Linked DNA regions of Homo sapiens: region 2 is linked to region 1. Evidence: read pairs that join two places in POLR2A ChIA-PET (ENCODE). Cell type or tissue: PC-9. All regions are shown on one strand. Links, peaks and the distances in the headings refer to the core of each region. The heading gives the core; the rest is flanking DNA.

Region 1 (2,927 bases), core at 230-2,729:
ATGAACTGCTGATACTTCCAGGTTGGAAGGTGCCCAATGTAAGAAATTTGCCACCGAGTAGCTGGTTGCCTTCTTCGTGGAATGGTGACATAATGTGGACTTTGTTGGTCTTTTTTTGCTGACAAATGGAACTTTCAGAGGCAGCAGAAGCTGGAACATCCTTGGTAAGTGATAGTACATGCTGTTGGGCTCATACATAACTTCTGTCTCTACTACCATGTCTTCTCCATTCATTTGATACTCATGCCAATCTGGGAGTGACCAAAGATGAAGGCTGGCTAATGTCAACTGGCCAAGTCATTTTGTCTACTTGGTTTTTTATAACCTCCTTCATGGTATATGCTTCCTGGTGGGCATTAATGTGTGAGGGCGAACTCTTTATACTCTTTGCCTAATCCCATGTGTCTAGTCATGTGACTCTGTCTCAGATCTCTCTTCCTCTATTTTTTTTTCCTCCCAGGCCCCTGACCAGATAGCCATGCCATTGATTACTGCCGAGGAATCTATATATCCTCACTTCAGGTCACTTCTCTTGCCACACAAAAGATGATGAGCTGGTACACTGCTCACAGATCTACCCCTTAGGATGACTTTTTTCTTCTCTGTTGTTATTCAGAGTATGCATAAGTGTACCTTTTTTGCTGTTGCTATCCATTTTCAGCTAGAACTGCCTACCAAGCTGACCCAACCATAAATCAAGCTGAAGCTTTTTCTCCTCCTCCAGCTAGTCATATGGGAGCTATTTTCTCACCCTAACACATATTCCTGTAGTTATAAGCTAGGAGAAGGTAACTGCAGTGAGTGTGAAGGTGACATTGGGGTTTGGGCTACCTATTAATGCAGCTTACTTGTTCCCCCGGTCCCACTTGGGTTCAATTCTGTATATAACATTTCTCCAGTATAATGGATTGCTGCTAGTGCCCATCTGAATTTATGTCTTGGCAGCCTGACAGAACCCAGGACATAATGGCAAGTTCTAAGTGTGTGGTTACTTAATGTCCCATAGTCAAGTGTCCTTCCTTTACCAGGTTCCAGTAACACCAAAAACTGTTTCTCAAAAAGCATAGTATTTTCTGCTTCAGATGACATGGCCTTACTCCAGAATTCCAGAGGCAGCATTTGTTTCTCTCACTGCAAACTGCCATAGGCTCCATACTGCATCTTCTCCCACCATAATACCTCCAATACTAAAGGGTCTTCTGGATTAAATATGCAAGTGGCGGGACTGATTGTACCATGTCCTAGACTTATGATGTTGCCCTTTCCTGTTTTGGGTGCTGCTCAAAGCTAGCAGCCTACAGTGTCACCTGGTATATGGGCTAGAGTAGTATTCCTAGGTATAGAATGGTTTGCTCCTTAGACCCCAAAAGGTGTGCCTTTCCTTTTTTTGTGGTGGAGTATGTAAGACTCTCAATTTGCTCTTGCCTTAGAGGGGCTATTCAAGTATATCCCTAACCACTGGGATCCTAAATCTTCAGAAAATTGGCCAGCTTATGAATCTTTGAAGGGTGTATATCCTACCATCTTGAGTGCATGTGTCTTGCCAAATTCTCTATTGTACTAGCCATCTCTTGCTCATCTTGTTCAATCAGCATGACATCACGTATGTAGTGGATTGGGGTGATGTTCTGTGGTATTCACTGAAGGTTCAGATCTCTTCAGACTGAACCTGTATCATATGACAGAGGCAGGAGAACACAGGAAAACTGTAAGTGACTATTGTCCATCCTACATGAATGCAAACTAGTTTTTTATTATCTTTTTTAATTTTAAAGGAAAAAGTTACATTTGCTTAATTGGTGACTATATACCATTTATGGGAAGACTTAGTAATCTTCTCTAGCAATGATACTACATCTGACAAAGCAGCTGTAACTGGGGCTGTGGTAGTCTACAGTCACCCTCCAGAATCTATGCGATCTCCGCAGGGGTGCGCCTGGTGAATTCAGCGATGCTGTAATAGGGACCACCACCCCTAAATCTTTTAGGTTTTTAATGGTGGCACTAATCTATGACATCCCCCCACACACAATGTGACTGACAGTCATAGAGATGTAAGTGATTGGCTGATCATCAGAACCCAAAGATCCACCTATGGGAATATCTCTGCCTTTTATGCTCCTCTTTAGACAATCCAATTCTTATTATTCATTTTCAACAGATCTTTGGGGATATCTATTATATATGTCAATTACTAAGAAAAAAAGTGCAGAGGTGAATAAGATTAGGTCCTGACTTCAGGAGCTTATAGTCAAGAAGTCAATATTCAATTATCATTCCGTGTCAAAGCCTCTACTGTCTCTGTCTGTCTTTTTTCCCAGACATCAGGTTTGATTAGGTTTGATAAAATTAAAACTTAAAAATCAGGTCATCCCTTGAAAGTCTAGAATCAGTGCAGTCCTCAGAGAAAGTTGTAAATTGTTGAAGAACTTTTTTTCCTGAGGCTCTTAGTCTCTCCTTTGTGTGTGTGTGTATATATATTTCCTCCCTTGGGCATGAGTTCTTTTCCATCTCAAACAATCGGTGTGCTCTTTTTTTTCCCCTATAATTTGCCCTTCCCATCAAAGCCTGTTTTCATGGAAAGACCTGATAAATATATTTCAGTCCCAGCAGTAAATGATTATGAGCTAACTGCAATGTATTCCTCTTTCAAGGATATTTACATTTCAGCAATGAACAGAAACCTGAAACTAATGCAAAATGTCATTAATCAAAGAATTTAGGGTGTCATTTAGTGAGCAGGGAAAAACTTATGGATGACTAGAAACTTTCATACCTCTCAACTTAACCATACCATGCAAATGGTCATCTACTCAACTAAAAAGGCAGGACAGGACTGGCCACCATTTCTTGCTAGTGACTTCTAGTTAGGAAACTCAAATCTTCATAAGAGTTGGTGAAAGCAAAGTACTCTGAAGTTTTTGTTG
Region 2 (2,927 bases), core at 255-2,754, 420 kb after region 1:
ATGTCCCATAGAGTATTTCTTAAAATTCGTGGAATGCCTAAGATTCTGAGATCACTCTCTCAGTTCTAAAATCTCTACCAAAAAATAGCTCAAGACCACCAGGATCTTTTGGATTGAAAAGCAAGAACAACCCAAGGTCTTTACTGTGCATGGGAAGGTACATATATATTATAATGAATATTTCTATATGTAACTTCTATTTCATATATGCAGATGCATAATTTTTGGTTTGTTTTCTCAATATTTAAAGTGGGCAGAGCTCCATTCTGGATGTAGGTAAAACTTACGTGTTCTAAATATCATAATTTTATTCTCCACTACTTTTAATTTCTTCAGGTTTTTCTATAGCTAAACAAAAGACATAATTTGCTTGTATTCATCTTCTTTATTAATTGAACACACTTATTGTAAATGGAATTGGCACTTTCAATCACCCTCATTATATTTACTAGGATGAAATTAATAACCCAAAGATTCAGTGTTTTCCCATACTAGGTTCTGTTTCACATTTGAGCTTATTTGGACAAATACTACTTCCCTGCACACTGAAAGGATCTGTAAAATATTGCTCCTTGATCTCTGCATAAGAAGCAATTTGTTGGACTCCAGTGTTGGAGAGCAATACTTCAGGGTTGATGCTTGGGAATGTGTAAATCTTGCCTATGGATTTAGATGTCTGTTCAACAAGATTGCACCACAAAAGCCTCACACCTTTATTATGTTTCACACGTTACATTGCACTGACAAGTTTAACTGCATCCACGACTGGGCCAGCTGATGTTTAAATTCTCAAATACCTTAACATTTGAATGTCTCAGGCAAGAAACCTGACTATTCAGAAGGCACAAGCTGTAATATTTCAGGCAAGTCAAAATCAGAAGTGAAGGCTTTTGGCCATAGATTTTACTAGTGCATTTATATTAACCTCTATGCATTTCCATAAGGCTTTAAAACCATTTCTTAGGCAGTATTTTTCTGTGGGTCTTCATTAAAGTATGGATCTTATTTAATCTACTTGGAAAAATCCCTTCAGGATCCCAGGAGCTGTCCTCCTCCATTCCTTTTAAAAGCACTTTCTCTTCTGCCTAAAAACTCAAGTACTCTCTTAACTAAGTGCGGACTGAAATATTTCACTATGGATTTGAACAGGAGCCAACAGTGATGATGAAAGGAAAACTTCTCCCTATAAAAGGTTTATTGTCAGCGCTTTCTAAAGATGAAGATGCTTCTGAAACAGACTACTGACATTTTCACAAACATTGACACAGCCTTCTCAACCTCTCCTAGACCTATGATTTGGGTCCCTTTCTTTTAGGAATGCTCTGGACCTTTGACCTTCTGAATAGCCAACTCTATATAACTGCTCCCTCCCCCATCAATATAACGTATATTATAAAAAGGAAAGGGGGATGGGGTAGCTTGGCCCTCACGCTATTGGAAAAGTAGTTGAAATTCCTTGCATTCCTTTGCATTTAACAGCATGTTTACCTAATCACCGGCTTATTAGGATTAACACAAGTCATGCTTCAAGCTCATTTAGTGAAAACAAACTGACTCCTATAGACTCAGATTTTTCCTCATAACAGCCAAGGGTAAATTTCTAAGTAGTTCTAATTTTTAGGAACGGTATTGGGAAAATATAAAGTTATAAACAAGCAAGTCTTTAGAATACATTAATTATATTCAATCTTGCCCATGGGTCTGGATGTGGGCAGCCTGAGTTATGGACTACCCCTTTTCATTAAAGGGTTTCTCTACTCTACTAAAGTGGCATGCCCACTAACCTGGTGATTAAAATAATAAATTATTATAGCCATCTCACAGAGTGATGGAGACCCTTAGGCTTTATATTCTGATGAACATGAAGCGCTGTTTTCTTAAATCACAAATTTAGCTTCAGAATCTTTATTGTGCTTCATACAATGTCGTGTTCAATACATGTTTTTTAAACATTACTTTATATGCAAAGACTTTTCTCTACTGAAGGTATAAAAGCAATCATTATCTTATTTTAATAGCTTAATTCACTGCTGTATCCCAATAAGTCCTGTTTGAATAATTGAGTACGTGAGCTAGGTTGTTCCTAATGACTTTGGAGCACCTCTAAAAATACCGAATGGCATACACTCAGATATTAGGTAAATATTTCTTTATTAAATGGTTAATTCCATAAATAAAATCTTTTCACTGAATATAAAATTAAAATCATTTACAAATTATTCCAGTATTACATTTCCCCTCCCTCCCCAAAAGCTACATTTTGATAAATAAAACATTCAGTCTTAAAACACCTGATTTCTGTTTGCAGTTTAGAGTGCAGATAGCTGCCTCTCACAGACACTCATGGAGTGTCCCCCTTCAGGAAGGGATGGAATGCCCTCCCATTTACTTTTGTCAAAGGACGAATAAAAGCTTTAAACTGTCCAACTAATCTTATTATCTCTTTTACGACTGTAGAACCCCAAAAGGAAAAAAGCCTAGAGAAAATATGCTTAGCAAATAATTTACAAACAGAAAACAGAAAGTCATCAACTCCACAAGCTCCAAAATGAAGCAGTAACATGTGCTCCAATACTATGAAGCAAAGTATTCTCCAATCGTGGCTGCATTAGTGTCCATCCGCACCAGCACCCTTGGCAGTTTCGAAATACCTTAATGCTCCTCAAGAATGAGCAAGGCTTCCTTTCTACAATGAGTCCCATCACCCACACCACCCCCGCCCATTTTCTCCATGATTCTGATTCTGACACTCTTCTCCCTTGTTTGTCTAGGTGTGCCCTGGAAACCCAGGTAGCATTTAGTCCCTAAATTTGTGAATGTCATTGAACAGCCTGTAGAAGGGAAACGCTGCTTCATTGGCATGCGGGCAGTTGTAGTTGCATTTGCAGGACTGGATCATCATGACGTTCTTGGAAAATGTCTCCCCA

What was found. Peaks named below come from ENCODE experiments on the same cell type or tissue, not always from the same donor. Only the 100,000 strongest peaks of a DNase experiment are listed, where the experiment ranks them.
Region 2: POLR2A ChIA-PET joins it to region 1 with 5 read pairs; 2 of 35 experiments call an interaction of 5 or more read pairs at or near these places.

What each region holds. Positions count from the first base shown.
Region 1 is chr1:86,001,305-86,004,231 of GRCh38, reverse strand. The region is part of intron 19 of COL24A1 (collagen type XXIV alpha 1 chain); the gene reads left to right. Among named protein-coding and RNA genes, the nearest start is that of COL24A1, 150 kb to the left of the region's middle. In PC-9, for the core only: no CTCF peak of the experiment used is centred there; no DNase peak of the experiment used is centred there.
Region 2 is chr1:85,582,913-85,585,839 of GRCh38, reverse strand. CCN1 (cellular communication network factor 1) reads right to left here. Exons shown (of 5, transcript NM_001554.5): 5 at 1,890-2,927. The coding sequence ends at 2,798. Among named protein-coding and RNA genes, the nearest start is that of CCN1, 3.6 kb to the right of the region's middle. In PC-9, for the core only: no CTCF peak of the experiment used is centred there; DNase peaks (open chromatin) are centred at 1,469 and 2,679; H3K4me3 peaks cover 1,080 bases; H3K27ac peaks cover 1,973 bases.